Regions from separate parts of the Homo sapiens genome. Here region 1 is linked to region 2. Evidence: read pairs that join two places in POLR2A ChIA-PET (ENCODE). Cell type or tissue: PC-3. All regions are shown on one strand. Each heading gives the region's core, and the rest is flanking DNA. Links, peaks and the distances in the headings are about the cores only.

What was found. ChIA-PET counts read pairs that join two places held together with the same protein. Peaks named below come from ENCODE experiments on the same cell type or tissue, not always from the same donor. Only the 100,000 strongest peaks of a DNase experiment are listed, where the experiment ranks them.
Region 1: POLR2A ChIA-PET joins it to region 2 with 11 read pairs; 2 of 35 experiments call an interaction of 5 or more read pairs at or near these places.

Annotation. Positions count from the first base shown.
Region 1 is chr10:3,819,536-3,836,267 of GRCh38, forward strand. It overlaps LINC02639 (long intergenic non-protein coding RNA 2639), which reads left to right and starts at 14,415. Exons shown (of 2, transcript NR_134490.1): 1 at 14,415-14,702; 2 at 14,946-15,193. RefSeq lists enhancers at 9,875-10,463, 10,464-11,052. In PC-3, for the core only: no CTCF peak of the experiment used is centred there; a DNase peak (open chromatin) is centred at 5,876; H3K4me3 peaks cover 1,193 bases; H3K27ac peaks cover 2,324 bases.
Region 2 is chr10:4,189,607-4,206,338 of GRCh38, forward strand. No RefSeq gene overlaps it. Among named protein-coding and RNA genes, the nearest start is that of LINC00702, 46 kb to the right of the region's middle. In PC-3, for the core only: no CTCF peak of the experiment used is centred there; a DNase peak (open chromatin) is centred at 5,815; H3K27ac peaks cover 1,621 bases.

The DNA.
Region 1 (16,732 bases), core at 4,807-12,806, 370 kb before region 2:
CTCCACTGCTCAGCAAGAGAATGAAGATTAATGGAAATTACAATGGTTAGGGAAATAGCCATCAACCATCAATTCGGATCACTCTTTCATGCTCTCAGGGGTATACCCCATCTCATTCCAAATAGCCCCGCCTAGGAACATTCTAGAATACTGGCACATCCTTATCTCACGTCATGGCTTCCTAACATCTTCACAGGGAGCGCCTATGCTCCTTTTGGAGTGAAGCGGGCTTTCCAGCACATTTATCTCCAGGATAAACGTAATCTAGAGCTCATTACGACCCCTTAGCAATATTGACTGCATATTTTGAAGCTAAATTTGTGGAGTATCATAGGGCCTGGCTGGGCTGGTTATCTCTGGCAGGCCTACCGCATGGAGGCCTGATGGAAGGGTTCAAAAAAAGATTTCAATCAGACTTAAGGCAAACACTTCAATTCACTCCATACTGGTGAACACTCTGCCCTCACGCTCATTGGAAGGCTGCTTGGATCTATCACTATTACTTCCTAATTGACTGGAATCTATTGAACTTGCAGCTTTGTTGACAGTGCACTAAGAAGTACTATTAATCACAACTACCTCCATTGGTGAACGCCATTTATCTCTGTCATCGTGCGTGCTTAAGAAACATCTTTGCACTGAGATGATCCCAGGTCCAATCACAATGATCATTATCTGATGTCACCTTCAAAACGTGGCTCAGCCAGAGCAAAATCTGTAAGGACAACACCATGGTGACCAGTGGTCCAACCCACTATGGGGGAAGTAGAGAGTTGGACAAAAATGGTTTTGAGCTTTCAGAGGTGACAGGAGTCAAGTAAGTGAGTTTATGATGTAAGCACACTTGAATGCTCCTTTAATCTTTAGAGCGGGGGCCACTGATCTTTGTTAATTTCCACAAAATCTCTGCAAAGCCGCGTTCTTCCTGGATTACTCAGAAAAGCCTTCCAGATGGTGACGGCCGGGCATCAGAGGCCACACCTTCAACTGGAGCTCCAACCCCACAGCGTCAGCACCTTTCTGTCGGGGAGAGAGTGTGACCGTGATGAGAACAACAGTGCTTCCACACGGTCTTCCCTTGCAGAAGGAGAACGTCAGACAGAGTTCTAGTTATACCTCGACATAGCTTTTCAGCTGAAAAATTCCATTTTACCAGCTGAGCATGTGGCTTGGTCTGGGATATTTGGTCGCAAAACAAAACAAAACAAAACCTGCTCAAATCGTGTTAAAACAAGCAAACAAACTCGCTGAGAAGTTTATATTGGAAGATGCTGAATGTAAGGGCAGAAAGCAATGCTATCCCCAGAAGAGATCAGCGCCTGAGCCTGAGAAGTCATCCAGAGGGAGGCAGGGCCCTTCCTCAGATCCCACGGGGTCTGGGATCCTGCTGTCCTCTGCCTCCATGGGCAAAGACCACGATTTCTGTGACATGCCCCATCCAGGATCCCAGCTAGTGCTGATGAGGAAGGTCCCCTCGTGGAATAGTTACTAGTAAATTCATTGAGAGGAGCCCTGGCTTTATTCCATCCAGGTGTGTGCATGTGTGTACACGCATGCCTATGTGTATGTGTACATAAACACACATATGCGTACACTGGGCTTCCAGATTAGAATGTATTTTATTGCTGACGTTTATTTGACCATGATGCTCTGCCACTGTAATCAGGTTATTTTCTTGAGTGAGGCTCCAGTCTCTCCACGCAAATGGAAATAAAAGCAGCACCTTTCCTGCTGTGAGCCCACAAACCTCCTTCCACCCTCCGTCAGGCCGTGCAGAAGGCCGCCATCATTATTTCCTTCCTGTGAGTTAGAGGTCATTTCATTCCACATGTATTTCTAAAAAACTAAAAGGGTATGTTTTATATGTTTTAATCTTAGCTTTTCTTTGAGCTGAATAAGAAGGGGGCAGAGTTGTATGTGATCTGAAACTTCAGTGTTTCAGCAAATATTATATGGTTAAGATTTAGATGGTTATTTCTGATGTTGAATGCCATATTTGTAATATTTCATCATTTGCAAAATGATTGCTAGATGATTACCCGTTTAGTAAGTTAAACCGGAAGTTCCCCCAGTGTCTACTATGTTAAATAGTTTTGTTTTCTTAAGTCATGAATGGAATTTCAATGTAATTAAAATGTTCAGTATCTACTTGATAAAACAGCAATATCTGGTGGGAAAATGATCCAATGCATACCAGTGACTCTTGAATCTCGGTCTCACGCTGAGCAGAAAAAGCCAGACACCAAAGACAGGTGGGGTCCGATTGCACTGCGTGAACAGCTAGAGCAGGCCAAACTCATCTTTCGAGATAGAAACCCCATCAGGGCATGCTGGAGGCAGAGCGGGAAGGGAGTCTGCACGCAGAGGCTCTGTGTTAGCAGAAGTGTTGGTTGCGGATTTGGGGATGGCCATTCAGGGGTAGGGGTATGCATTTCTTAAAATTCATCACACTCGCTTCGGGAGGCTGTGGATCGCCTGAGGTCAGGAGTTCGAGACCAGCCTGACCAACATGGTGAAACCCTGTGTCTACTAAAAATACAAAATTAGCCCGGCGTGGTGGCAGACGCCTGTAATCCCAGCTACTTGGCAGGCTGAGGCCCGAGAATCACTTGAACCCGAGAGGAGGAGGTTGCAGTGAGCCAGATGGCACCACTGCACACGGGAGGTTGCAGTGAGCCAGATGGCACCACTGCACTGCACTCGTCTGGGTGACAGAGGGAGACTCTGTCCAAAAAAAAAAAAAAAAAAAAAAAAAAGAAGAAGAAGAAGAAAAGAAAAAGAAAATGCACATTTGTAAGATCCATTCTGATGCAGTCAGAGGTGGGGGGATATCATGGGAAGTCATCGGTCAGTGCCTTCAGGGGTCTTGTGGCCACCTCTGTCTCCTCTCTGTGTAGACGAGTGCCCGGTAGATTATGTTTGTGCTCGCTGACTTAATCCATGACTGAGTACAAACTTCACTTACTTTGAAACCTTCTAGTTTCTCAGCAAAATGAAAAAGTTACTTTTTCTCCTTGTGTGCTAGGCACATAAATTCTAATAACCTTTATCTCTGGAAAGACAGATTTCCAGTATTGGCCATTTCAATTTATATTATTCATAGATGTTGGCCCTTAGCATTCCCACTTACAATAACCACAAATCCAGACTCCATGCCTGCAAACTTATCTTATGGCGGAAAAGATCTTTTTAAGATAAAGACCAGATAACCAGACAACCGTAACAAAGCGAATTCCAAGCTAAGGAATTGATGATTCTGGTTAACTGTGGACAGAGCCCAGCGGGAAGCTGACTTGAGTTCATGTTCTCCATAGATCTGGGGTCAACACGAGAATCCCTTTCCCATGAAATGGTATAATAATTCCCTTTGAAATGTATTCTCTTAAATGCCACTGTGGGGAAATTTATTAAAAATTTATAGTATATATTAAATCAATAAGATGAAGATATTTTTTCTCATGGCTATTCTTTAGGTAGACCTCAACGTGACATTCAAATCCTGTGCTAGATGGATGTGAATGTAATGGTTTTGTAAGTAGCTTCCTTCTTGACGGGTCACAAGGCAGTGTCCATGCACACCCCAAGTCAGGAGACACGCAGTCAGAGGTAGATTTAGTAACAGGACAGGAGAATGCGTGCTGACATGCAGATTACCTACTGCAGGGCCTTCCATTTCAAAGCATGATATAACCCCATATATTTAGGAAGATGACCAGCTCTGTGATTTTGTGATGCCTTCAGTATCTTTTGTATTTTATACAAATTGGCGTTATCTTTCATGAATTGCATGGAGAGTATCCAAGGGTGATATCTCTTCCTGAAGAATACCTGGACATCATTTAATTGTCAGCTTCAGAGACCGGCCTCTCTGACTCTCTCTTTCTGGGATTTGCAGTCAGAGAAGGTGGAGATGTAAACTGCTAAAATTACATGAACATATATGGGCCTCTTTTCCTCCCCACCCCACCCCCCCAAAAAAAAGCCATCTTTCTCTGAACACATCAAGTTATCACCACTTTTGATGTGAAGGGATCTGAACCCCTTCTGTGTATATCCACACTCCTGGTATGACATGATTGGAATTACTTCTTCATCTCCCATTTGACTAGCAGTTCTGTTTATTGATCTACATTTGGCCAATTAAAATAAACAGAAAGTTTGGTGTGAATTAAAAATTACAAGACCCTTCGTCATGCCATTACTTAGACTTTAACAGATAAATACTGACATTTCAATAAAGAATCATACCATGTTGTAGGAATCACAGCATCATATATGGCTTTTTTTTCCTGCAGCCAGGCATGGCGTTGCTCCTCTTGGTATCAATACCATTTCTTTTGCTTGGGCCTTTGTTTAAAGAGGAGGAATGTGACACATTTTTATTTTAATCATACTTGGTTTCTGGGAAATTCAGCTATTCTTTTCTCCTCTTTATCAAAGTGATGATGTAAACATTATCAGACTCACTAATTAGATAGTTGGCCAAACCTGTAAATAAAGCTAAAGTCACAGCCCTCTGATCTTCAAAGAGAAACAGTCTAGATGAAGAGAAAGGTGTTCTGTTGATAAAACACTGCCATGTAATTGGAGGCAAAATTAGATCACAATGGAGGCTCCTAACAGGCATGAAGATTAATCTTGTGTCTGTGACCCACTTGAGTTCTTCTTAATACCAACCTATATTAAGAAAGTCTTAACATCACTTGAAATCTCAAAGCACAGAGCTTTGGTTCATCTTTCCAACATTGATTTCATTTTTCTAGGTGAGATGTGAAGATTTTTAGGAATGAATGTGGGATGCGACAGGGTCCTTAGGTTTCCTGGGTGATGTTTTCAAGGTGCTCTCAACCTCTTTGTTTCACTAAGACTTCCAAGAGCAGTGCGGATGTCTAAGCAGGCAGTTTACCTGTGAGACAGCAGAGAATACACTGAGTCCGGGAAATTCAGTGACTTCTTTGGGGCCACTTGGCTGGTGAAGTACAGAATTTGAAGTTGGATCAATTAGATCTGCTAATTCTCCTTCTCTAAGTGGTGCATAGAACAAATATTTTAAAAAATAGATTCTATTTGTCGCCGTGTATGAATAGAAGAAAAGATGATTCTATTGTTGCTTTTGTATATCGAAGGAGGAACTTTCTAAACTGTAAGCCTAACGATGTCTCACACAGCAGTCTTTATTGACTACAAATCTATCCTGTGGTCCTGGGATCCAGGTTATAATTTTGTATTATTTAAATATTTTATATAAGAACAATATCCAAAATGGCCATCCATTTTTTTATATTTAGATATTTTTGTATTTAGATATTTGCAAGTTTTTATATTTAGTTTTTTTGTAAATTTTACAATTCTGGACTCTTGCAGAAACTGTCATTGTTCGCCTAAGCTGAAAATATTTTAAGAAGGAGTTTGAAATGCAGTTCCACAGACCTCATTCTTCTCCCCCAATAATATTTTCATAAGACATTTCCAATCTTTCAGAAGACAGTTTGGTTAAAACGTCAGTTATTTTTGTTTATGACCTCTGTTTAGGTACAAGCTGAGTATTTTATTCTTATCTGCATGACAAGAATCTAGTAGAAATGGAGGATGAGGCTTATCTAAGGTAAAAAGCTTTAGTTTAAAAAAATGTTGATGACTGGCATATGTGTGTAACATTGATATTGGCCAGCTATAAAATAATTTAAATAGGCTGTATTATTTTATGCCTTTATGGCTGGATTCTATTACCATGCTGGTGTTCAATCTCTACCCGACAGACAATCACTAGAGAAAGGAAATTTGATTCTGAGGCCCTCTAAACAGGGCCACTCCCTGCTTGCACAGTTGCCCCACGTCTGGAAGGATTTGAGCAAAGCCCAGGAGCAGATGCCCCAGCCGTGAGGTCATGAGGAAGCCTCTGGCCGCAGGGAGAGATAAAGTTGCAGGGTGTGTGGCAAAGGATTAGGAGAAACCTTGGAATTTGGACTGAGCAATTTGACTTCAGCAGACTTAACCTGAGGCGGCAGTGGGAGAATCAATTTGCCTTAAATAAAGTGTTTGAAGAATGCAGAGTGGATATGGTAGAAAAGGTGCAAACCACAGCGCCTTCTGGAATGGGATCAAGAAACTCCACTCCGTAAGGTGGGGAAACGGAGGCTGTTAAAAAACGTAAAGGCATAGAATAGAATCACACAGTGATAGGAAAATTATACCAAGTCACCACCCCTGAACCCGATCAGCCTATGTAAATGACTTTGTGCTAATAGGAGTTTCAGAGAAGGCTAAACTCCCAAACCTTTGCCTGACACCACCCTGGTGCTTAAGACCACCTTGGTGATGAGTCTGGAGTCCACGCGTGGCTCATAACACACGGTCTATAATGTGCTAGCTAAGCACAGAAACACACGCGTTCTGGGTGACTTGACGTTTTAATAAACATGTGATTCCCACACATGGGAATGCTCAGGCCTGGAACTGACCCACAGGGATGCGTCCTCACAGCCTGGGGGAGCCACGAGGATTTGGCTCTGATTCTCATCTTCCCCCTCTTCATCCCTTGCCCTCCCACTCCTCCATGACGTGGTGGCCACAGCTCCTGCCGGGCAGTGAGGCCGACTGCAGCTGACCGGTGACCGGCGTGGCTGGCTCAAGGCTTTGGCTCTGGTTACAAATAAACTGGCCGTGAAGTTCTTCCATTTTCCTGTGTGCTCCTCTGTCTCCATGTGTGCGTTTATAGCTGGTTCCCACAGGGCTGCTTATCAACCCCAGCTTCTTCCAATCTCACGGCTGACGCGCAGGCTGTGGACCCCGATGGGGACGATATGGAGCCTTTTGCTGGCATCCCGGCAGTTTGGTGGTAGGAAGTACTTATGTGGGTATTTCTCAGTTTTCTCAGGTTTGGAAATTTCCAAACCTGAGGCAGTGGGATTTCTTGTGATACTAGAATCTTTTGGAGGGTAGTGAGTGCTTTCTGGGATGGGGTCCCAGCCACGTGAGACAGGCTCACGGTTTCAAGCCATCCTGCAGATCGGCTCCAGGGTCGTGCCTTCACCCCAGACCTGCCTCCAGATAACATTTCCCTGGGCCTCTGGTGTCCAAGAATCTGTTAAAAATCAGACTAAAACCGTTAGGTGCCATGACAAGACCTCCGGTACCACCAGGGCCCAGCGCGATTGATTTAAGAACACTTCAAACTCACTGCCGCCTTCTTAAAAAATAGGAAGAGAGAGTGAGTAATAGGGAGGGGAGAAAGGGGAGTTTGTCAGCCATCATATGTCATAAGAGGATATTTTATTTTAAAAATATGTTGAAGCTGGCCATGGTGTGAGTTGACTGCTGAGGGAGTGAGGCTTTCTGTTAGAGAAAACTCTTATCCGTTCCTTAGGAAACGTGATGATAGGCTTGCTAATTTGCAAGTGATGTGAGGCTCCTCCCCGCTTCACTCCTCCCAACACACACACACACACACACACACACACACACACACACACACACACTCACTTTGTGGCCTCCATGGACGAGGTTGCAGTAAAAAAGAGAGAAATTTGTCACAGAAGAGATGTCAAGAAGACAGTGGGCTGGAAAGTGGGCCAGCCCTGAGAAGGAGAAGCACCCGCACAATTGGAAACATTCTCGGGGGGCAGAGGGAAGGGGACTGGAAGCATTCTCGGGGGGCAGAGGGAAGGGGACTGGAAGCATTCTCGGGGGGCAGAGGGAAGGGGACTGGAAGCATTCTCGGGGGCAGAGGGAAGGGGACCGGAAGCATTCTTCCGGGGTGAAGGGGAAGGAGCTGGCCTACTCAGGCGATGTAGCTACGTGGCAGTCTCATCTCCCTTTTGTGGATCAAGAAACAAACTCAGGCTTAGAAAGGCAAATGACTTCCCTGGGGACACAGGGCAGTGATTGGTGGCACAGGAATTCAAGCCCGAGTCTGCATGCCTGTCCACATAGAGGCAGGCGTCAGGGCCGCAGGTGCTGCCGTATGGACATATGTTAACTTACGCTAACTTGCCTTTAGGACTCATCTTTGCTGTTATTTGCTTACGACAGAGCTGCTTCTATAATTATGACAGGATTCCCTGCCTTAGGAAAGGTGAGTCTGAGAGAGGAGAGAATCTGGAGTTATGCTGGCTCAATGAACACTCTTCATCTGATTCTTGAATTCCTTGCTCTTCATTCCTGACCAGGCTTATCTTCTGTTGGGAAATTCCAGCAACAGGGACCTTGTTTCAGAGCTACCGGACTGTAACATCTGGTAGCGATCCCTGAAAGAGTAATCGGGAGAAGCACTGGTTGGAGGGTTGAGGAGGGGGAACTCAACACCCCACCTCCAACCCCCAAAAGAAACCTCTGTGTGTGTGTTCCTGTATGTACGCGTGCGTGTGTTCCTGTATGTACGCGCACGTGCGTTCCTGTATGTACGCGCGCGTGTGTTCCTGTATGTACGCGTGTGTGTTCCTGTATGTACGCGCGTGTGTGTTCCTGTATGTACATGTGTGTGTCTGTGGTCTCCGAGCGTGTCTGTGTGCTTCTGTGTCTCCATGTGTATATTTAGGTGTGTGTGACCCTGTGTATGTCTGCACTTGCACCTGTGCCCGTGTTCGCGTATGCTTCTGGGGGTGTGTATGTGCTCGTGTGCATGTGTGTATTCATGTCTGTGTGTACAGTACATGTGTGTCTGTGTGTGCTGGGTGTGTATGTGTGTATATGTACTGCTGTGTGTCTCTGTGTGTATGTTCATGTATATATGTGTGCATGTGTCTGTGTGTATGGCTGTGCATGAGCTTATGTGTGCGTGTCTTTGTGAGTGTGTAAGTGTATAGACGTGTGTCCATGTGTATGTATAAGGGTGTGTATATGTGTATCTGTGTGACTATGCATCTGCGTGTGCACATATGTGTCTGTGTGTCTGTGTGTGCATGTGTCTGTATACATGTGCATGGCCATATGTGTATCTGTGTATATTTGTGCCTGTATGTGTAGGTGTGTGTCTGTGTGAGACTCTGTGTGGGTACCTGTGTCTCTGTGTGTGTGTGACTGTGTGGGTCACTGTGTGTGTGCATGGGGTGAGGGAGGAAGTAGAAGAAGGAGGCATTTTCCCTGGAAACATGCAAACGTCCCGCCGTGGGGCACGAGCTCTCTGAGTTCTTGGAATGATTCTGACGTCCATCGTAGCAGATAAGTGAAGTTGTCCTCATCCGGAAATAGAGAGAGAGGGATTGCTTTGACATAAAGCTACACCACTTTGTGTATAATGTAATGAATGAATTCATAAACATTAACAAAAACCTGTTTTAAAGGAACTTATAAAACAATGACTAGGCAAAGATCTGTAGAATGCTGTTCATGCCAGAACTCGATGTTAAAATAACAGACATCGCTTAAGAAACTTGGTATGTAAGGAAACTTCTCGGCACCCACCCCCTCGTTTCTGAAAAATTACTAGTGAGTCTTTTGACCTTTCATTTAGTCACGTGAAGTTTTCATGGGTAATTCTTTCTTTCCCTTTAAACTACAATCAGAATCGAAACTGAAACTAAGAAAAGCTCAAGGACGTCAGTATTTGTCTTTTAAGCTGTTAACAAAAATAATAAAACTCTGAAGACTGTTGTCAAAAAACACAATGGTGGTATGATGAAGAAAAGATTATATATGCAAAAACAGACATCAAACCTTAGTTTAGTTTCTAGTAATATAAAATACAAAAAACATATAGAGAGATTTTTAAAGGGGGGTTGGCATTCCCGTATTCACACTGTAGGTCTAAGGAACATGAATGTATTTTGAAAGAATGTCAGAATGACTTAGATATGAAGGAGACACCCACCTCTATATATTCCTAGCCCCTAAGTACCATATTTAGAAAGTAGTTAAATTCTACTGCATTTGTCTGGGAACTTCAATAGAAAAGACCCATACAAACAAAACCGTATTCTCTTCTCAAAAAACAAAACAAGAAAGTACAAGAGCTTCCCATGAGGGTGTCTTTCAGTGCCTGAACTTGGTGTTTGATAGGACCAGGACATGTGGAAGCTTCTGGAAGGCCTGTCCTGTTGCACTCACTCCCTCTGCACTTCCTGGGCACTGTCTGGGGTCTCTGTGCCTGTGTCCCTGTGGACTGAGAGCTGGGCTGAGGAGGCTGTTTCCTGACAATGCTTAGGATGCCTCAGTCTCCAAGGAGAGGCTCTTCCTGAGCTTGTAGCTCAAAGATTATCTTGCTACCTGGCACTTGAGCATGGGGGGACCGACTTTGCTTCCATCCTCCCAGGCAGGTTGCCCGACCTTCCTTTGTGCCACCACAGAACTCCACATTCATCCCTAATTTGGATGTGAAAACTGCCCAGCAGGGGAATGAGCCGCCCCAGGCTGAGGGCCTTGTGATTTATCTCTGTGTTCCCAGTGCCTAAAGCAGGACCAGGCACAAAAGGGGCTCAAGTTGGTGTTGATGTGAAAGAGCCCATGAATTCATGCTTGTCCTATGAGCCAAGCCCAGGAGTTTGGTGCTGGAGTTACGTGGCCCACTGGGCCGTGTTTTCCTGTGCCTTGGGGGCTGCGTATCGAAGCCCTTGCACTTCTGGGGAGAATATCCTTCTAAGGCCATTCTCAAAGTTGAGTGCCCTCTGCAGGGGGTGTGGTGGGGGAGGCAGCGGTGGAGAAAATGAACCGGGGACCCTCCCTATCTTATCCCTCTCTTAGACACTCAAAATGCCCCTGGCATATTTTAGGGCTCTAAGAATTCACGAAAGTCTGCTAAACATTATTTCAGTTAGTATTTCCCATATTAATTGACCATATAGAACTGTTTAAAAAATAGACCTCTTGGCTGGGCACGGTGACTCACACCTGGTGGCCCCCAGCACTTTGGGAGGCCGAGGCGGGCAGATCACCTGAGCTCAGGAGTTCCTGACCAGCCTGGCCAACGTGGCAAGACCCCGTCTCTACTAAAAACACAAGAATTAGCCAGGCATGGTGGGACACGCCTGTAGTCCCAGCTACTCGGGAGGCTGAGGCAGGAGAATTGCTTGAACCTGGGAGGTGGAGATTGCAGTGAGCCGAGATCATGCCACTGCACTCCAACCTGGGTGACAGAGCAAGACTCTGTCTCCAAAAAAATAAAAATAAAACACCTCTTATCCCTGGAAGCAGCTCCCATGGAAGAGTAGGAAGCGATGTCATGATCTCACCTAAGAGGACGTTGAATTTGGACCTGGTTTGCGTCCCGCCTCTGAGGCTCCCCATACCTTCTGACCATTGGCATGTACGGTACCTTCTCAGCAACATGTGGATAATATTAGGAAGTAGAAACAACACTTGGGAATTCTAGCACAATGCCTAGAACACAGTAATCATGTCATATGCTACATACCAGCAGGGAACAGAGCTGCAGAAAATGCTAAAACTGATTTGATAAAAGAGGCTTTTTTTTTTAACCAGTTGTATGAAGGCCTTCAGACTGGCTGTCTGCACCTCTAAATACCTGTCATCTAGATTAGGATTTTAATATCATCTATTTAAAAAATATTAATATGCCCACTGTTTGCTTTTCTATTATTGACTCAAGCATCAGAGCCAATTAAGAAAGGGTTCCAGACAACAGGCCCCAGCACACTCAAAAAGTAAACAACACATTCTTCTGAAATGCCATACTTTGCACTGAGCTCAGAAGAGTCCTGCAGTGAAATGTTAAAGAGTCTGATAACAGTTTGTGAGACAAACACAGACAGGGCGGAGCATGCAAATCAGGACATCCATTTTTTCCCATTAGGGAGATGAGATTTTAATCTGTTTTCAAAATGATGGAGAAATGTTTGAACTTCTACACAGAAGTAACCCTTTCCCCAGAAAAGGAGAGGGTTTTCTGCAAAATGCCACCAAAAATTATAAGCAATTCCTATTTCAAATAGTATCTGTAGAGATTTGATTTGCATCCTAAATAGGGATTTGCAGATTAGCTATTTATAGCATTCCATACACAGAATGCCAACTGATTTTAATACCACTCCTGGGCTTTTGTAATAGGAGATGAAAGGGGAAAAAACAACTTTCCGAAACGTACAGCTTTATTTTTTCCCATTTATTTAATATTTGGAAAGATCAGCTGTATATTGCAAAAGTGGTTATTTTGTTTGAGATTAGCTTTCTTTCAGAAGTTAAATCAATTTTACTTCTGTTGTATTCAACTGCCGTGATTTAGCTGGAACATGGAAACACAGAAAATGAAGGCGGGGAACATGCCTTCATTTGGCATCAGGCTTGGACAGAAGAGAGAGAATTTCCCATTTCCTATTGAAAGAACATCTGCATCAACATTTTCTAAACAACACTGAGCATTACATTAAAATGATATCTTCGATGTATTGTTTCTACTTGGAGAAATTACACAGGCTACAAAAGAGTCACTTCTCCGGATGAATGACATAATAGGGACACAGGCAATCATATCATTGTGATGACTTTTAGAATCTGTAATTTGCACCCCTCTTGTTGGTGCCCTAATGATACTGCCATGAACTTATGTAACAGCATGAAGAATTCTGGATGTTAAAAATTAAGTCTCATATTTGTTCTTATATCCAATTTAACCTGAATTAAATGTATGCTTTGGGAGAAATTGTAGTTGGAGCAGTTTTAGGTTGCTTGGGTGCATCTGAAAAGTCACGACATACCATAGAAATAAAACAGCTTCATTTTGTTTAGTAAGCACTTACTAAATGTCTGCTCAGCAAAGGTATAAGGCAATGGAAGTATGAGAATGAATTTGTAATTACAGTAAAATGACCAGACAGCCAATTTCCTCAAAAATTAAGGAACGGCCGGGGGTGGTGGCTCATGCCTCTAATCCTAACACTTAAGAGGCTGAGGCAGGCAGATCGCTTGAGTCCAGGAGTTCAAGACCAGCCCTAGCAATATGTGAATCCCTGTCTCTACAAAAAATTAGCTGGACAAGATGGTGTATTCCTGCAGTCTCAGCTACTCAGGAGGCTGAGGTAGGAGGGTTTGAGCCCAGGAGACAGAGTTTGCAGTGAGCTGAGATCACACCACTGCACTCCAGCCTGGGCAACAGAGTGAAACCCTATCTCAAAAACAGCAAAAATAAAACAGAAACAGAAAAGAGAAAGAAAGGAGTTTCATATATAACAGTTTGGTGATAGTGTCTCCATTTTCATAACTTTTATGTGAACTAATCGTTTTCCCTACAATTACTCTGTGAAGAAGTTCATGTACTATAACTCCCATTTTATGAGTGAAGAGACAGAGATTTAAATTTCAAGGTGTCCTATGGTTAATCACTTTCTTCAGGATGAAGACCACAGCCACGTATCCTGTCTTTTTGTTCAGTGCTTTAACTTTATTCAACGGTAATAGCTTATGAAATGAAAGAGATGAAAATATCTTACCATTCATCAAGTGGACGAGGATGATGTTTAAGGAAATGTAATAGACCATCACTGAAATACAAAACTCTTTCTGTCAGTATCTTTATTCTCTAAACACTGGCTAATATTGCAGAGCCTGGAGGCAAGTTTATGTCTTTCTTTTAAAGATGCTTATCAAAGTATAAAGCATTATTTGAAATCAATTGAAAGGAGATTTTTTTCTGAAGGCAGTGTCTGGCTAGTCTTGAAAAAGAGAAGACATTTTCTGAGAATCCCACTGGGAAAGACAGAATCTTTATAGAGGCAGAAAAATAAAGGTCTGTAGACAACCAGAGCTGACATGAATGGAACAGTTTAGAAAAGACACACAACATCCCGACGGGAGGCCGCGTTCCTGGAAAGCTAGACTATCACACAGCTGGCAGGTGGAAAATAAACCCTTAGACATCTCATGCCTGTATCAGGGAGTCTGTCAGGGGGGTGGTGCCCTAAGATGTCGTGGGCACAGGTGCTGTCAAATATTTTGAAGTAACCGGGTGTGGTGGCTCACACCTGTAATCCCAGCACTTTGGGAGGCTGAGGTGGAAGGATCACTTGAGCCTAGGAGTTTGAGACCAGCCTGGGCAACATAGTGTGACCTTGTCTCTACAAAAAAATTTAAAATTTAGCCAGGCATCGTGGCATCCACCCCTAGTCCCAGCCACTTGGGAGGCTGAGGCTGGAGGATCACTTGAGCCCTGGAGGTTGAGGTTGCAGTGAGCTGTGATTGCACCACTGAACTCCAGCCATGGCAACATAGCAAGACCATGTCTCAGAAAAACAAAAAAAAAAGAAAAAAAATAAAAACCAAACAAACAAAAAAGTGATATTCCAGGGTTTTCCTAAAGTGCTCCCAAGGTTCCCTGGCTCAGACCAACACCTGTTCAGAAGTCCTCCTGCCCGTCCTGAACTGCTCCAGTAATCCCTCATTCAGAGGACGGGATTACAAGGATTCTTCTGAGCAGCTGCTGTGCCCCAAGGATGCTCCCAGGGCTTGTCCTGTACCCTCTGAATGGCAGTAACAGTGACACTCCAAGACCAAGAGAGAGGCCGCCCTGGTGGGGTTCCGCTTGCTCACTCGCGCGTGGTGCAGTCTGGGGCACATTATTTATTTAAGCCATGTGAACTCCAGCTGCCAACCTAAAATGAGGATGATGCTACTATCTACTTCATGGATTATTCTGAGGACAAAAGGAGCTAACCCACGTACAATGCACGGCTCTCCACCCAGGACTAAGAAAGGTTCACTGCAGTGGCTTCTGTTTTTGATGCTGTATCAGTAAGTCATCAGTTTAATGAAATGAGGTAAGTACTACATCACCCTCAGTCCAGGGAAAACTAAGTGTCTTATCCAAGGATGTACGTCTGCAGGAGGGTAGCAGGGGAGAATGGGGCCGGCTGGATCCCTAGTAGTTTCTGAGATCCAAAGACGGTTTCTAGAGTAGCTCTTGAGGACAACCAGCTGTCATACAATACGTACTCATAGGAAAGGCTTTGAGAAGGATTAAATGCATCTGTGTTTGAATTTTGTGTATCCCTCCTCCTCAGCAACACCTGATCCCTCTGTCTGAGACACATGGATGAGATTCCTGAGAAGGAAGCTGGGCGGTTGTTTCTTGGTTTGGAGCAGAGGAGGAAGTGTTACATATGGTGTTGAGATGCTGGCACTGGATCTCACCCTTCCTCTGTATGACTGTCCTTCATGTGATAGGACCACACTTGTCACCGTCCTACCTACATCCCAGCGCCAGTCTCCACCTCATCCAGAGGCGGTTAATAAATGCTCCCTCAATGGATGTCAAACAAGTTTTCATTATGTGTAAGAACGATTTCTAAAACCAGGTCTTATTGTCCCCTTGACTGTGGTCAAAAAATGTTTAGAATTATAGATAGATAGTCACAAAACATTGAAATCCCTATGGTGAAATTATCATCAGCTCTATTTTATATTAGGTTGCCAATTTCTGCAGACTAGATTATTATCTTGTGTAGGGAAGCCACTGGGTTTATTCATCTTTGTTTCAGTAAATGTGCATATCACCCAGTTCTTTTTCATTTGCCGCCTCAGAAAACATTCTTGCTATTGGATTAAATTTAAAAAGATTAAGTAATAATTTAAAGATTACTAAAAAATATCATGATTTATAGTCTTTGAAGAAAATGAAGAAGGTCAAAAGTTTAAGAGACCTCAGTGAAGTTGTACAGAATTGCAAAACAATTAGTATATTTACTCAACAGTTTTCAGCAATATGTACTAAATTGGTTGAATTAATGATGGCATTTAATATTAAACACATTTTAACTTTTTTATTCTAATTAATAAAACTTTGAGCTAAAGGTATCTTAAATATCTGTTATATTGAACTGAAAATTGCCCATGATATGGGCATAAAATGTCTTACATATATTCCTCTTATAAATGTTTTATATACTTAAGAAAATTGTATTCTATACACATATAATTGAATCTTTGTTAGTTATTCTAACATCAGTTATACATCTGTAAAACTGATTTTTAAACTTGTTCAAATTAATAATTTCCAACTGTTTGTTAAATCTCTTAAAATTGTATTAAGTCTGCTGATAACTGTTAATAGCAATGTAAATAGACTGACCTATTGAGTAATATTAAACCATTTGTTTAAATTTTTCCTCTATGAGGGATTTGAAAACTACACCAACTTTACTGTTACTTCCTTCTGAGAAAAACAAAATTTAAATAAACAATTCCCTGCTCCTTCCTCCAGTACATAAAATATATACAGGTTTTTTTAAAAAATCAAACTACTTTCTGAATTTTCAAGTCATTTTTTGAGATTGTTCCGTTGTTGAATTATGATTTTGAATTAAAAAGAAACTAGTCGCTTAATGAGTTAGCTGCTTGTCAAAGGCAGACAGAAGTTCTGTCAACCGTTTCCAGCAGGAGTCGATTTCACAGCCAACGACAATCAGCAGAAGCAAGTTTACAAATTACAGGCTGAGGACAATGGGGCAGAGATAAGCTACTCTATTAAAAGCAGGAAAACACAGAGGCCCCACTCTGCTTGCTTCGCAGGACTTCCCCATGGAAGTTCCTGCTTTGCAGCTTAGTATTCCCCTCGAAGCATGGGTGCTGTTGCTAACAACACAGCAGTGGCTGGACTTGCTACTGATGCTCTCTTAGGGCATCCTGGTTGGTTCAGTGTATATGGCAGACCCCATATATCTTTAAAAGTTATGGGACTCATAGATGTTTAAATCTGTGCCACAGAATTCCAACATGCCAGCTACTCTCTCATCAATACAAGTCAACAACAGCATGGCACTGTCTTTTTTCTCCCCAATTTGTATAGATT
Region 2 (16,732 bases), core at 5,045-13,044:
GGCCACTGCGTTGCATCCAAGTGTGTAGTTATTTTCCCAAGGTAATGTATTTTGTGCCACATCTAAATCTAATTTAATGTTTAGCTTACCTTCGTGCAGTGTGTATGCCTTTTAAATATACCTTCTTACGTTAGATGGTTCAACTTTTTATTTTTAACTTTTATTTTAAGTTCAGGGGTACATGTGCCGATTTGTTATATAGATAAACTTGTGTCATGGGGATTTGTTGTACAGATTATTTTATCATCCAGGTATTTAGGCTGAGTACCCATTAGTTATTTTCTCTGATCCTATCCCTTCTCTCACCTTCCACCTTCTGATAGGCCCAAGTTTCTGTTGTTCCCTTCTTTGTCCCCATGTGTTCTCATCATTTAGCTCCCATTTATAAGCAAGGACATGAAGTATTTGATTTTCTGTTTCTGCATTAGGTTGTTAAGAATAATAGCCTCCAGCTCCATCTATGTTCCAGCAGAGGACATGATCTCATTCTTTTATTTATGGCTGCATAATATTCCATGGTGTATATGTACCACATTTTCTTTATCCAGTCTATCACTGATGGGCATTTAGGTTGATTCTATGTCTTTGATACTGTGAATAATGCTACAGTGAACATATGTGTGCATGTGTCTTTATGGTAGAATGATTTATTTGCCTTTGGGTATATACCTAGCAATGGGAATACTGGTTCAAATGGTAGGTCTTCGAAGCATCGCCATACTGTTTTCCACAATGGTTAGATGAATTTAGACTCCCATCAACAGTGCACAAGCATTCATTTTTCACCATAAGATGGTTCAACTAAAAAAAATTAACTTTATACCTACCCCTACTTAATAATACATAATTTGAAATTTCAATGCATTCCGTTCTCAGAAGAGATCATGTTTTTGTTGTTGTTGTTGTTCAATTGATAAGGATGCAGCTGATGAGACAACTCATAAAATGTGCTCAAGATTACACAGCAGGTGCATACATAGAACTAGATTCCAGGGCCATTTTGACAATTTCTAGAAACCTCTCTGCCTTATCTGCGGGACTCGTTTATCCCAATGCTGAGTGTGTGGTAGAGAAATGCAGTTCCTGTTTCCAGAGTGTCTGCTTTCAAGAAACCCAGAGGCATTTATGACCGTGTCTGGTGGGCCCTACACGTTGGCCTACACGTCCAAAGGAGGACCCATGGGTCTCTGGGTTTTTGGCTTCAGATGCCTGACCTCATCCCTGTACAGAAAGACAGTCCACAGCATGAACATCTCTCTCCTCAGTGACCGTTTCCTCCTTCAGTAGCTGCCAGGACAGTCCTCACTTCCTCCCTATGGAAACGAACCAATTCCCCCACAACCCAGGTTGTGCCAGCGTATAATGGTGTCCCAATCACATGTACCATTCACTCAGCATTTCTTAGAACGAACTATCTGCAGAATATATTTCAAGCCTGTCTGTGTGCATGGCAGGTTTCTCACCCTCTAGCATTAAGAACAAAGAAATATAGTAAATCTCACTAATGCAAATCCTGGCATGTTTTTATGTCAGTTTCTTTTGCCAAACCTGAAAAGTTACTCTTCAAAACTGAAAAAATGCCAGAAGAACATTCTCATTTAGGAGTTAATGTTAATGTATTAATTAAAAAAAAAATCAGTAAAACCCAGGAAAAAAGACCCAAAGTCATAAAGCTGTTGAAGTGATAGCCACAAAGAGCACTTTTAAATCTTCAAAGAACACTAGAATTAATGCCCAATTAATTATCATCACCTTTGTGCAAGGTAGGTTTTATAAAGATGCAACATGGGGAAATTGAGCAACCTGCCCAAGGCAGGGGAATGAGTACCCAAGTCTCAGCCTTTCTAAATCGTAGGCAACGGTGTGCGTGTTCTTTTTGACCATGGGAGAAAACTAAAGCCCGTAAAAGGTGATTACAACATGAATACCTGATGTTTCAGATATTTGTCATAAACCCACAAATAAAATCTATCACCCATAAAGAGGTTTTACTGGAGTGAGACGATGATATATCTGCCCGGGGTGATGCTATGAAGCATGACTTTGACACGCTGGGTTTTCAACAGCATGGGAAATACAATAACTTTCCCCAAGTGAATGGTTGGGAGTGTGATTATTTACACACATTGAATTTTACGTACCCAAAGCAGGAAGGCAGCCAGCTTGGCCCATTTGCTAAGGATTTTGGACACAAGTGGGTCTGCTTGAGAGCCAGTCATAAAATGTTTGCTGGGCCAGTTCAGGGAAGGGTCTTGGAGGTAGCAATGGTGGGCAGTTTTAGGAAGTGGATTATGAGACACAAAGAGGTAGCATTTATTTACTGGCATTTACCCATTTCATAACTCAGAGAAAGTAGCATGTTTAAGGAAAGCGCAAAGAAAAGAATCTTTCTGGGACAAAGCAGCTGATTAGCAGGGACATGGAGGGGTTTTTAAGGGCGGTAAGGAAAGGCCCTACCCACGTCCCTCCCTGCCCCACTTCACCAGCTCTGACATGAATGGGTAGGGCGCTTGTTCTGCCCACAGCTATGACAAAAGCCCTAAAGCTTCATCTTCTAGGATTTCAAACTTTCTCACTGCTGTGCCAGCCATTTTATTTCACATGTTTCTAAAAGGAGTGATTTTAACAAAACCAATTGAGCAAATCCCCTATCCTCCCATCTATAAAGATGGCTACAGAGGGAGAAAGAGAACATTATTCTAAAGAAGCCACTATCTTTTCTGCCTCACTTTTCCTGCCCAAGCCACAGTGCCCTCCACACCAGCTGAACCCCCACTGATATAGGGGCTAATGCTCTGGGGACTTGGGGGGAATGTGGGTATGATGCCCATGGGGCCCGGAATGGGACAACTGGAGTAAAAAAGATATGTAAGTTTCCTGTGGGTCCGTGGACGCCATGGGCCACAGCTCAGGCATGAGCTGTCATGAAGGCCCTTGAGAGGGCCATGGGGTGGGCCACACCTGCTGCATTATTCGGGGGGGTCAGCAGGACACAATCTGGAGAACTTTACAGAGCCTCCAAAATGAAACAAAACATGCACACCCAAAACAAACAAACGAAAACTGGAGCCAACATTTGCACACATATTTTAAGAATAAAATGGACTTAATGCCTGCGTACAACTCGGTTCAGACTCAGTCAAAGTTGCAACGAACACCATTTTATTCACAGCGATTAGGATTTTGAAGAATGACATATATTGTTCCAGGAATAGTTCGCTGAGGAAATCACCAAGCAGCTCCAGCAGCCAGGCCCTGTGCTAGAAGGTGAGATGTGGAGATGGGGACCAGGACCCAGTGCTCCTAGAGGAGGAAGCCAGCTCCTGAGAAATCACACTCTGTGATCATACGTGAAGGTGCTCCACAGATGACGTCCTCTAACCCTGGTATCCAAGACTCCCAAATTCCCATCTCTCACCCTGCCTTTTCACTACAGCACCAGGAACTTTTACAGTGAGTTCTGAAATAAGATCATCACTTTGAGTAAAATCAGGCAGTCAAAATCGCAGGACTTACAGGGAAAATGGGGCGAGACCCAATGCTCAAAAATTCATCAGTGACAAGTGAAAAAGTTAGAAAATGATTGAGGACTTCAGCACAGTTTTGCATGGGCTAAGTGGCTGAGAAGACATAACTACAATAAGTCTGACAGTTTATTTTGAAAAAGCCCTCGTGTTTCTGTTTGGAAGTGGGTGTCCTGAGGGTTATGAAGTGGTGGCAGGGCGTATTTGATACAGGAAGGTATGTCCTAACCCCAGATGTAGAAAGGTGAGCTCAGGACATGAGGGAGAAATTTAAGTTGAATGCGTGGGTGCGTTTGTGTGTTCCTTCATGGCCTGGTACATCTGGGTAGCTTTCCGCATTGATCTAATATTCCTAATAGACATAAGCAAACATGACATTTGAGAATTTCTGTTATGCTCAAATTATTTCTTATTATACCAGTTGCATTGGAACCAATCTGAATTTCCAAACAAGCATTATGGTTTCTGCCTACTCAACACCTCCCTTAGTTATTTGCTGGCCCTTTTGTTTATAAAAAGGTCTTGAACAGAATTTGTGATTCTGCCCCACCGCCACTTCGCTGCACCCCTCATGAGTCTGCTCCCCCAACATTCTTTTTCATATGTAAGTAAAAATTGCAATCATCCATCCAGTTGCTCAGCCCCAAACCTAAGGGTGGATCATAAGTTTTCTCTTTCTCATTCCCCATATTCTCATCTCTTATGTCAGAAAATCTGAGAGTGACAGTGTCTCACTCTCTCACCCAGGCTGGAGTGCAGTGGTGCCATCATAGCTCACTGCAGACTCTAACTCTTGGGCTCAAGTGATCCTCCCACATCCACATCCCAAGTAGCTGGGACTACAGGTGTGCATCACCACACTTGGATAATTCTTCGTTTAATTTTTTCTTTGATAGAAATGAGGTTGGCCATGTTGCCCAGGCTGGTCTTGAACTCTTGGCCTCAAGCAAGCTTCCCTTTTCTCCTCCCATATGTTGCCCAGGCTGGTCTTGAACTCTTGGCCTCAAGCCGTCCTCCCTCCTTGGCCTCCCAAAGTGCTAGGATTACAGTCGTGAGCTACCACACTTGGTCCAAATTCCTTCCTATAGCCCAAGATGCCCTATGGGATCGGCTCCCACCTTCTTCTCTGACTTCATTTTTTCATGTGCTTTTATTCATTAACTTCTTAATATTTTGAGAGGCTATCAAGTTCACTCGCACCTCTAGGTCTTAGGAGGTTTTTTCTTTGCATTGGCTGATATTTCCTCATATTTTAGTGTATCTGGCTTTTTCCTTATTACTCAGGATTACTCAGACAGTTCTTCACAGGAGCCTTCCTGATGACCGCTATAAAAAGCAAAGATACTGAATGCCAAGCACATTTGAAAGAGACTAGCACCAAAGGATGAGAGATCATGGGTAATAGAAACACAAACGTTCCCAAAAGGAAACAACATGAGGCAAAACTTGCCCCATCTTCACCGATCTCTCCCGTGCTATGGTGGCCAGCTTCCCGAGCCTCTGTCACCATGCCCTGTGGTCTCAGTGGCCCCATCTTACACATCATCCTCATTCACCAATTCCGTTTGTGCCCAGTTCCCACAGGGCTGCATTTTGTGTTCCATTGTGAGAGCCAACTAATTTAATAATCCCTTCTAATATTTCCTATGTTAATCTCTCACCACAGAAACATAAAGGGAATAGTAACACTAGTCACAACCAACATGACAGCATTGCCATGCCGAGAGGCCCTTGGCCAGCTATGGGTCTGAGCGTCTCTCCAACAGCACAGGTGGGGAGGACCACAGCCCCACCTGTGCTTGGAGTGGATCCCGTTGATCACATGGGACAGCCAGCCAATGAGAAACACCCACTGCTGCTCCTTATGTTTCCCATGTTGAATGAATAAAGGAACCCAGCAACCCAGGCTGACATCTGCACTATGCAGACGCCAACTCGGTGTCCTGGGCTGAGAGTGAAGACACAGAGTGAAGGATATGGGGGTGGCCGCTGGTACAACTGTTCTCGAAGGACATTTTTTTATGGAAAATCAAACACATTTTGAAGAATATTCTTAGTTACTCATAAAGGCCACATTTGTACCAACAGCACCAAGCCGGGCTTCCACGCTGGCATTGCTGGAGCCCAGCGCTGACCCGAGCAGGCTGCACAGAGGTGCAAAGCGAATGCAAACACCACCTGAGGGGCCTGAGCACTTATATTTGGCCAGGGTGCAGATGTCCAGTTTAGAAGCTGATGGTTTCCATGGGTCCTGTGCTGATGTCATCCTGAGTCACTCAGGGAGCTGCTGCTTGTGCAGTGATTTCATTGCATCCTCCTGTCCCAGCATCCAATCGCGGTGGCTTAATTGTGGAGTTGAAAGCAGAGTGAGGCTGGGCGCGGCGGTTCACGCCTGTAATCCCAGCACTTTGGAAGGTGGAGGTGGGCGGATCACCTGAGGTAAGGAGTTCGAGAACAGCCTGGCCAATATGGCGAAACCCCATCTCTACTAAAAATACAAAAAAAAAAAAAAAACAAAAAAAAAAACAAGAAAAGAAAAATTAGCTGGGCATGGCGGCAAGCGTCTGTAATCCCAGCACTTTGGGAAACCGAGGCCGGCAGATCGCTTGAGGCCAGGAGCTCAAGGAGCCAGGACTGGCCAACACATTGAAACCCCGTCTTTACCAAAAACAAAAAAATTAGCCAGGCATGGTGGTGTGCTCCTGTAATCCCAGCTACTCGGGAGGCTAAGGCAGGAGAATCGCTGGAACCCGGGAGGCAGAGGTTGCAGTGAGCTGAGATCGTGCCACTGCACTCCAGCCTGGGCAACAGAGTGAGACTCGATCTCAGCAAAAAAAAAAAAAAAAAAAAAAAGAAAGAAAAGAAAAGAAAAAGAAAAAAGAAAAAATTTCAGAGTGCACTCCTTGGATTTCTTGGAAATTACAGCCAAGTTATTAGTTGAATGAAATAATGCTTGCCAGAAAATTTCACAAGTTAACCTGCATAAGAGTTTTCCCCTAATGTAGTATTTGGGTGCATTTTCACATGCTTGATGGAGGAGGGATGGAGTATTTAGTCTCTGAGGTCTGCCTAGACCTTATGCCAATCTTGAAGTGGCCCAAACCTTCCGTGATGACAGGGACATCACAGTGACATTGCCCTGTATCCCCCATGTTTTAAGCAGAACAAATTCTGTCAATGTGGATGGAGTAAATGAATACAAAACAAAGCCATATGGTTGTTTCCTGAAAACTTTTTCCTTCTGGAAATTTCCCAAAGCAGCTGTGCATAATGACTTACATTGGTCTCGATTGCCACCTTTTTCTTTGGACCCGTTATTACACTTCTTACTCTTAAAAGGTGGTGGTTAAGTATGTATTTTGCTGTTTCTCATCTCTATTCTGATTATTTTCACATGTATTAATATTTACAGATGGATTCTTGCTGCTGTGTAAAAAGCATGGTACTACTGCAAGACCGTGGATGTTATCATTCCATTTTAGGTTCTAGCTAGCTGTGTGGCATTAAATAAGCAACTTCACTTTTCTGGCTATAATTTCTTTGACAGTAAAATTGGAAAAAAATGATGGTAAAAAAGTATTTTTAATTTCACTTACAGCCTTAACATTTTACGGTATTTAAGTCAGCCTGGGTGCCTAGCACTTTGTTGCCTATTTTCTATTTTTAAGCATGATCATAGTTTTCCTCTCATACTTTCCCAACTTTGTCTCATTCTCTCCTGAACTCATATGAATCAGAAAAGGATTACCTTCCTCCCCTAGCACTTTGAAAACAGTTAACAAAAAACAGAAGTATCCTCCTGTGCTTCTCAGATGTTTCCCTTGCTGTTAGAGCTTCTATATTAGGACTATTTGTTGGGCTGCATTGTTGTAATAGACCTGTCATCTCAGAATTTACTTAAGCCAGACAAGACCTACTTTCTATTTTCAGCCTACTCTCTTTTTGTTGAGCTAAGTGCATACTGATCATCACACAATTTTCCAGACCTCTTCTTTCCTGATAGGTCGGTTTACAGCAGTTTCCAAAGAAAATATTACCCTGGTGGAATCATTTCTACCGTGGAGCAAAGCTCTCAGGCAAGTCTTCAAAATATTTGTTTCCCACTGGGTGTATCTGGGCCCAGATAATTATTTGTTCTAATAAAAGAACAGGATGTGCTTGTCTAAGAAGTACTGTGAAGGCAGTATATGTGGGATAGAAGATTGAATACAGAATGGTACATAGTTTTGATTTCACTAGGATGAAAATTATGCTTTACCTGTAATGAATCACAGTGGAAACATCCTTGTTGAAATATTAAACTGCTTCTCATTCACAAGGTGTCAGTGTTTTAATCCTTTAGGGAAAGTGCTTAATGCACATCATATTAGACACGGTGTGTCCCATCAATCAGATCCAATGGGTGATAGATGACATGCAATAGACCAAGTGCCATACCCTTATTAACAACTAATATCCATGTTACTGCATTTCATTAATCTGCCTAGAAGCCCTCCTGTAATAAAAGAAATGACTTATTTCTTCGGTACCCCTTGAATTTCCTTGCTAAACTTTCATTTAAAATTCTGAATTCCAGCTGGAAGACACTCAAGGAAATGAGCCTTTGGGATGAATACAATTGAATCATGAAGAGACTAAATTACACTATCAATTGTAGAGTGTTACCAGGCTGCCTGACAAAAAAAAAATGTGCAAAAAAATTGTGGCATAAAGAAGTATAACAGATTACCAAAAGACAAGATCAGCATTTTCTTCCTTCCTGGATTTGCATTAGTTCCTTGAATATAAAGTGCACACACTTAAACCTTGAGAACTTTTATATTATCCTGATGTAAAGTGATAAGGTGTTGACTCTAATTTAAGATTGGTTTATAGTGCATAAAGAAAATATGATTTGATTTAGATGTGGCTATGCCTGAAACAATGCAGCATGGTGTAATTACAATGAGAGGCGCTCGTACTGAATGGGAGACTTCCTTGCTACTAGAAACCTATTGATTTTGCTGCTAGAAATATTAAGGAGTCCTTTTAAATTTTTTTTGCTTAGAAGACAGAATTAATACTTCTTCATAGGGTTGAGGGAGGGCAGAAAGGACATTTCTGGAAGAGGAGGTGTCTGGATGTGACTTGAAGCGTACATGGTGGGTTTTCAGGATGAACAAGGTGAAGGATGGCATTCCAGACAAGAGGAAACAGCTCCTGCAGAGTCACGGATGCATGAAGCACGTGTGGAGGCCCAGGAATGAAAAATAATTTGTTCTTATCAAAGCACAGAATGTGAGGAAGCGTGGTGATGAAGCTGTGCATGTGGACAGGTGGCCAACTGAGTCATGTTTTCCAGGAATTTACACGGGAACATTACAGATCATATTACCCTAGGAAGAATTCTCTACCATTTATTTAAGGACCTGCTATTTAACAACATGGCAATCAATAATCAAAGTCCAAGGAATGGTCACTCATAGATCTGATAATAATTTTTCCAAAGGGTTGAAGACAAGAACTTGATCTCTCTTCCTTTTCTTAATGTTTCTAGTATTAACATGTGTACTGACAACTTGATAATCCTTTGAAGTGAAGAGAATTTTTCCCTGGGTCTCTCCCTTGCATCTACCAGAAAGAAGAAAGTTTAAGACACTTGTTTACTTAGGCCAGATCCTTGTACTGACATAGACTCGGAGAGAGGTAAATAGGCTATTGACTCTGAAATCTCAATAATTATCACAATGTAGTTACAGATGAATTATTCTACAATCTTTATCAAGTCTGGCGTATGTTTCTCAACATTTAACTGAATGATTTGAATTAGTAGCTTTACATAGGAGCTTCATGCACTCTGTTACTTTTATTTATTTATTTATTTATTATTTTTTTTTTAGGCGGAATCTGCTCTGTCACCAGGCTGGAGTGTGTTGGCGTGCTCTCGGCTCACTGCAACCTCGGACTCCCTTGGACTCCCTGGTTCAAGATTAAATGTTTACCGTACATTCCTATGGTCTTTAAAGTTGCTTTTTGTTTATCTTTATAAGGCTGAGGATGATTCTGGGTCATACCCACTTAAGAAAATTAACACTGCTATGCTTGACTCTGGAATAAAATGTTGCATTCTTGCAGGTGCATGAGTCAGTAAGCAAGAAGACCGAACATGTTACTTCTTCAGGAACATTTGGGCTCTACTTCCCTTTGTCCTTTTTATGTGAGCTGGGCATTTAATTATGTATACAACTACACATTCTTGTCAGGTACCTCAGGTTTCATAAGAGGTTGTAAATCTTGTTAAACCACACGCTTCTACCTTAAGCCAAGAGCATGGAATAGCTGCTGTATTCCAGATATTTTTGGGGAGTCTAACCTGCTACTAACTCATGCTCATTATTTATTAAAAGGCTAATTACAAGAAGGATTCATTGAAAAACATAATTGGACTATTGCCTGAGGAGTATGTCATCCATCCTGAAATGCAGGCTTCTCTAAGTTAGGCTGGAAGAGAGCTGCATTTCTGGATGGTGCCCTTTAGCTTGCCAGCCGCCTGGGTCTTCTCTCCAGCCTGTCGCTCCAGGACACTTCTCCTATGGAATCACACTGTGGCATTGTGCCCTCCAGGACACTTCTCCTGTGGAATCACACTGTGGCATTGTGCCCTCCAGGACACTTCTCCTATGGAATCGCACTGTGGCATTGTGCCCTCCAGGACACTTCTCCTGTGGAATCGCACTGTGGCATTGTGCCCTCCAGGACACTTCTCCTATGGAATCGCACAGTGGCATTGTGCCCTCCAGGACACTTCTCCTGTGGAATCGCACTGTGGCATTGTGCCCCATGCCTTCTCTCCAGCCTGTCGCTCCAGGACACTTCTCCTGTGGAATCGCACTGTGGCATTGCGCCCCATGCCTTGAGGGGCACGATGGAAATGGCCACTGTGTTTCTGGTTGGAACACTCATGAACAGTGTTTACCATGTCACACACTGTCCTTTTTAGGGAGACCCATGGGGAAAATGTGCCAGTGAACTAAAATAGATGTGTCCCTCCCTCCTAAATGAGTAATTTTCTTTTCCCTCATGGAATCTCTGAATCACTTAATTAATTGTATTTTTTACTAGACTTCATTCAAAATTTCGAGTTAAATTTCTGGTTCTCTAGTATCAGTCTGTGACATTCATGCATTTTGTGTACTTTCTTTAGTACGATCTCTCCAAACCTTATTTTCTATTTCCCAAATATAACTAATCACTAAAAAAAATCCTTATATTATGTACATGTTTGTCTTAAATATTTAATGAAACATGGTAGTTGATTTAATTAAGATAAAATGCCAGTGATATAAGTAATATATCATTATAAATAATAATACAGAATAATGTATTTTTATCTGTAAATATATTTAATATTATTTATCCTATTTAATATTTATCATGTTATTTATGAATAATATATTGTTAAGTATAATAATAAAAATAGATAATACGTAATGTAATAAATAAAACACCAGTTATATTTGCTATGTAGAATAATCTTATTGAAATTGAATTAATTTTAGACCCATTTTTCTTTAATATATAAATGAGTAAGTTAAGTACAACAAAAAAATAGTCAGACCTGGCCATATGACAATTTCTTTGTAGTTTTAACACATCTACCATATATGATCCCCAAGATTTCAAAATAAAAGTAGACAAAGCAGGCCGGGCGTGGTGGCTCACGCCTGTAATCCCAGCACTCTGGGAGGCCGAGGCGGGCGGATCACGAGGTCAGGAGATCGAGACCATCCTGGCTAACACGGTGAAACCCCTTCTCTACTGAAAATACAAAAAAAAAAAATTAGCCAGCCTTGGTGGCGGGCACCTGTAGTCCCAGCTACTTGGAAGCTGAGGCAGGAGAGTGGTGTGAACCCTGGAGGCGGAGCTTGTAGTGAGCCAAGATAGCGCCACTGCACTCCAGCCTGGGCGACAGAATGAGACTCCGTCTCAAAAAACAACAACAACAACAACAAAAAAAAACACCACCAGAGATGACTTAATCCAGGGTTTTTATTTTAAAGACAGCAGAACTGAATGTAATGGCCAGGCTCAAGTTATCAGACAGATAGAATACCTGGCTTTTTCATGTAAGTGTGATCACTGGTGAATTGTTTAACTTCTGTTAACTCAAGCTTTTCCCCATGTACAGCAGAGACAGTAATGATTGTGGTGATGCTGTGGAAATTACATTAAGGAAAGTATGAAACATTCAGCACAGCTCCCAGAGTGTCCGTATTGCTATCAAAAGCCAGCTCCTTCTCTCCCCACACTGCCTTCAGGACGGCAGAGCCAAGGAGAGAGCCCCTCTCAGCATGCGTGTTCTTCTCCATGGTGGATTTTAATTCACTTTGGCGTATACTTACAGTTGATATTCTCCTACTTGGTGTTCTGTTTTACTTTGTTTTTTCTTTTGGAGCTATTTACTCTTCTCAATCTTCCTACATAACCATGCTGTCTTTGAGGCAGAAGATGGTTCTTTTTCCCATGATGAGTTCTTTTCCCATGTCCCTGGAGAGGCAGGTTTCCTCCAGCCCAGGACACTCGTACCACAAGGTTGGCAGGTGGCACCCTGGATGACCAGCCCTTTGGGCAGCATCTCTTTCATATTCACTGGCTGCAGTTTCCTAAAATGCCAACATTCATATTCCTCGTGAAGTGTATGACAAGCCATTTCCCATTGAGTTAAAATGTAATTGCATCTGGAAGGGGTTTTAGATGACATTGTTTCTTAACACCCGTTGTCAATATATGGGTACCCCAAGCACTGGGGGATTAAAGGGGACAAGCAAGGAGGCTCGAGCTATTTGGGGAGCAGGAACTGCCCTCCAGGGATGGGGTGAGGAGCTTTCAGGGACAGTATAGTGCTCCTGGAGAGATTGTGCTGGTGGCTGGGGAAGTTTAGGAGGCAGCGGCGCGAAGCCAGAAAGATTATGCAATGACCCAATGCAATAACAATCTGGATGTGTTTTGGGCATTGTAGCATGTTCGATGGTTTTAAAAAGCATGATATACAGTCGCCTTGAGTTGGCAGAGTGAGACTGATTAAATGATGAATGTCATGGTAGGTACAGATAAAATCTTAAAAGCACTCGAAAACGTCACATTAAAAAAATTGTATTTTTGGTCAGGATGTGATTTCACATCTGGCTTGAAAGGGCCACAGATGTTTGTGGCATGGGACTGAACTTATATGTGCTCATGCTTTGTGGTGAGAGAATATCTGGCCCTCAGCCTGTGGATTAGTTTAGAGTTTAATCATAAAGCCTAGAATCTGCCTTGTTTCAATAAAACAAACAAACAAACAAATGACAACCAAAATAACAACAAATCCTTGCTGAAGGCAGGCCAAGGTGATAAGGCATCAAAGAAAGGGGTATGAAATTTGATAGGATGCCTGTGATGATCAGGCATTAAGGGTGGGAAGTTCTTGTGAAACTGCCTCAGCAGGATTCTTGCTGAAAAGGAGGTATGCAGGCCCAGCGAGGATGGGAGCCAACGTGGAATCCTCATTGAGAAAAGGGCTGAGAAGGCCCTAAGGAACGTTGTCAAGGAGAGAGACTTTGTCATGCCAAAGCTTAGGATGGCAACTTTATGAAACATAAGCTTGAGATCCCAGGCTGTCCTCCTCGAGCTGCAAAAACTGACAGGTACCGGGAACCTGAGGCCTTGCAACACTGCTGGGTTGAAGGACTTCCATCCAAGGACGTCCCAATGACCCCTCACTGCTGTGCTGATCATTTTTTCTGACCTCTAACCCTTTACCTAAATGATTTTGAATTCCTCCAAACAGGCTGAGATGCCCTTGGCACTGACCCACTTTTTCTGTACACTTCCCCCTCCTCCTCCCCCGACCATGCCTGAATTCAGACCTCTAGCCCTTGGATCTGTTATCTGACCCAAGAAGTCTTGTCAATTTTAGAAGGCTATCACCTTTTAACAGCCATTTCTGCTGCTTCCTGCACACTTTCTAATTTCTCCTCTGCTTTCCCTGGAAATCTGATGCTTGACTTGGACACAATTCAACCCTGTCTCCTTATAGAGACAGCTGCTGAATGAATGCTAGAAATTTAAATTCTGCTTTTAGCTTAGGGTTCTCTGCCTTCTTTAAAAAAGTATTTCTAGAAAACATATACAATATATGCTGCTGCAGATTCACCTTTTTTTTTTGCTTTAATCCTTTGACTTGTAGTAGAAAATTGCTTTTAAGTAAGAAGTTTCCAAAATAGTTACACTTAAAAATAATGCTCCTTTTATACATTTGTTGTGGAAAGGCACTAAAAAATGCAAAATCGTGAGGACAAAAACTTCCTTTGATTTAAACCTATTGGTGACTCAAACAACTTGCCTGAAAGGAATTTACTTTCTTTAAAGCAAATCTTATGCAATATAATGTCCCTTGACAAATTAGGGGACATTAAATATCAGTGAGGGTTCTGCTCATTTTTGGTTCTTCCTAGTGCACGTGCTGAGTGTTCAGCACACTATATTTTATTGAATTCTCCAAGCTACTATCCATGGTCCTATTTATAGAGGAGGAGGAAGCGGGGGCTCTGAGGTGGGATCAACATGCTCACGGTCACCCAGCAAGTAAGAGGGGACCCATTCCCAGCGAGGCTGAGCATTTCCAGGACAGCTGCCAACACCATCCTTTTACTGGGAGGTTCTGATGTACCCAGAGGATGCTGGAAGCTGGGATTGGAAGAATGGGTAGATCTCAGAAATCATGAAGTCCTGTGGTCTTCAAACTGTGCCCCACAAAATGATCTAATGGCTTCCACATGTGGATTTTACAAAAAAGCGTCATCAGAACAAAAGAATGTAAAAACTACTGACTTTTCCCAAAACTTACACTTTCCCAATGGGAAAATTGAAAATTTGAAAGTCCACTTAAATTGCTTCAGGTTGGTCAGGCACGGTGGCTCACGCCTGTAATCCCAGCACTTTGGGAGGCCGAGGTGGGTGGATCGCCTGAGGTCAGGAGTTCGAGACCAGCCTCACCAACATGGAGAAACCCTGACTCTGTTAAAAATACAAAATTAGCTGGGCATGGTGGTGCACACCTGTAATCACAGCTGCTCGGGAGGCTGAGGCAGAAGTGCTTAAACCCGGGAAGTGGAGTTTGTGGCGAGTCAAGATTGTGCCATTGCACTCCAGCCCGGGCAATAACAGCAAAACTCCGTCTCAAAAAAAAAAAAAAAAGCTTCAGGTCACACAGCCGAACAGCTGTGAAGTGATATTTTTTTCAGTCCAAAGTTCTTGCTACCACACTAGGATGCCAAGTCAGTCATTAAAATATAGATAGATAAGACCAGTTTAATTTCCATCACTCTTTCAGCTTCTTTGATCTTCTGTTAAAAATATGTAAAGCTCAAAGGGCTAAGCATTTATCCAACAGCAGAATTGCCTGCAGCAACCACTGACCCTTGAGCTGTGAAGGTGCACACCAGTCTCAGGACCACACAACAGAAGGGGTAATGGCAGCTGATACTGTATGACAACTGGTAGACCTCCGCTACGTCAGGAACTGCTCAATGCTGCTATTTTCTGGGTTAAAGTAGTTGGCAGGTGAACATAAAAATCCAAAATCCATCACTAAAAATTGAATTGAAATGCAAAATAAAATGCTGCTCTGACCAATGACAAAAAAATAGAACTTCTCAAAGAGTTTCGGTGAAAAGCAAGAAATCATTGTGGAGAGGAACTAGGGAGAAGTCAACTCCAAGGTAATCAAAAAGAGTTCTATTTTGCCTGAGGATTTTGGAATAAATTCAACAGCACTAATTGGCCCCGGATGTGAATAGGTAGCCAGGGGCATGGGATGGGGCACAGACACCGAGAGCTTCATCTTCCTGAATAGGAAAACTTAGCTTCCAGTGTTGAGCTGCCACACACACAGCTGCAGATGCAAATGACCCATGTTTCCCTCTGTGTTTCCTAGCGTCTCTCCTTCTAGTCGTATCTGTTGTAAAGACTCTCATTCATCCAGGTGTTATTTAAAATAGAGGAGAGAATAAATTCCATTTTAAAGGTGTTACTTTGGGTCAATTCTTGGAGACAGGTAAACAAGTCAGGGCTGGAAAATATGACTGAGAAGCCAGGGCCACTCCTCTCTCCTCAGCAACAGCAGAGGATGCTGTTAAATAAAGTAATTCACATGAGCCTGTGGGGCCCTTTTACCTGCATGGACAGCCACACTTTTTCATTGTTCCTGGTCCTCTTACCCTCTGCAGGAATTTGCCCAATTCCAAATATGTCTCAAGCTCGTATAGGAAATCAGTTCCTATGGAAGGACTAGTAAGGGTGGTAAATGAATGACTTTTCCCAAAGTAATTTTCATTCTCATAAAAAATGTTTGCAAACCATAAATCCTGTCAGACTTACAAAGGAACAAATCTATAATGCTAGAACTTCACTCACTGAGACTGTCTTTCAGGAGAAAGGACGGGGGATTTGGAGATAAGCAGGCTTCCATGGGGCTTCTTCTCAGGGTCAGCCCACAGTCCTAAAGAGCCCCCGTCTATGTGAGGCTAAAAGCAGGTGCATCTGTACTCAGGAGGGTCTCCATAGACAGCCGTCTTGCCCACCCAGCTGAAGAAGGCTTTTCAGTTTCGACGCATCAACAGCCGTGCTCTGCTCTTGGCAGCGAATCCCAAATGACAGCTTCTGTGAGTGTCCTTGTAGGCACAGTGGCTCTCACACCACAGGGGAGAAGTGCTGTGTCTTAAGCTCATCTCAGGAATATTTCTCCCTCCCAGCAACACCCAGAGAAGGGCCCCCTTCACCCTAGGCTGTGGTCCTGCATGGACGGTGGAGAGCAGTCAGGGTTGAACCCATTCGCCCAGCCCTGCCCTTAAAGGAACGTGTGGCTTTCAAATTGGAGCAGCTTATCCTCTTGATTTTGCGTCATGTATAAATGAAAGAGGAGACATTTTTGGTGCTTCTTGTGACTGGAATCTGCCGTAAGCAAGCTCCCCTGGGAGTATTGGGCTGCGTCTGGATGTCTCACTTACAGTGGCCCTTCGTCTCCATTTCAATCTTTTCTTTACTTTATTCATCCTGCTCCACCCCTTTAGCTGCTCAGACAGCACATGTTGGAGCTATCCTCTCTCTCTCTCTCTGTTTCACCCACATCTAATCCATAGCAAATTCTGTCCGCTTAATCTTCAAAATGTATCTATGATCTGGCCACT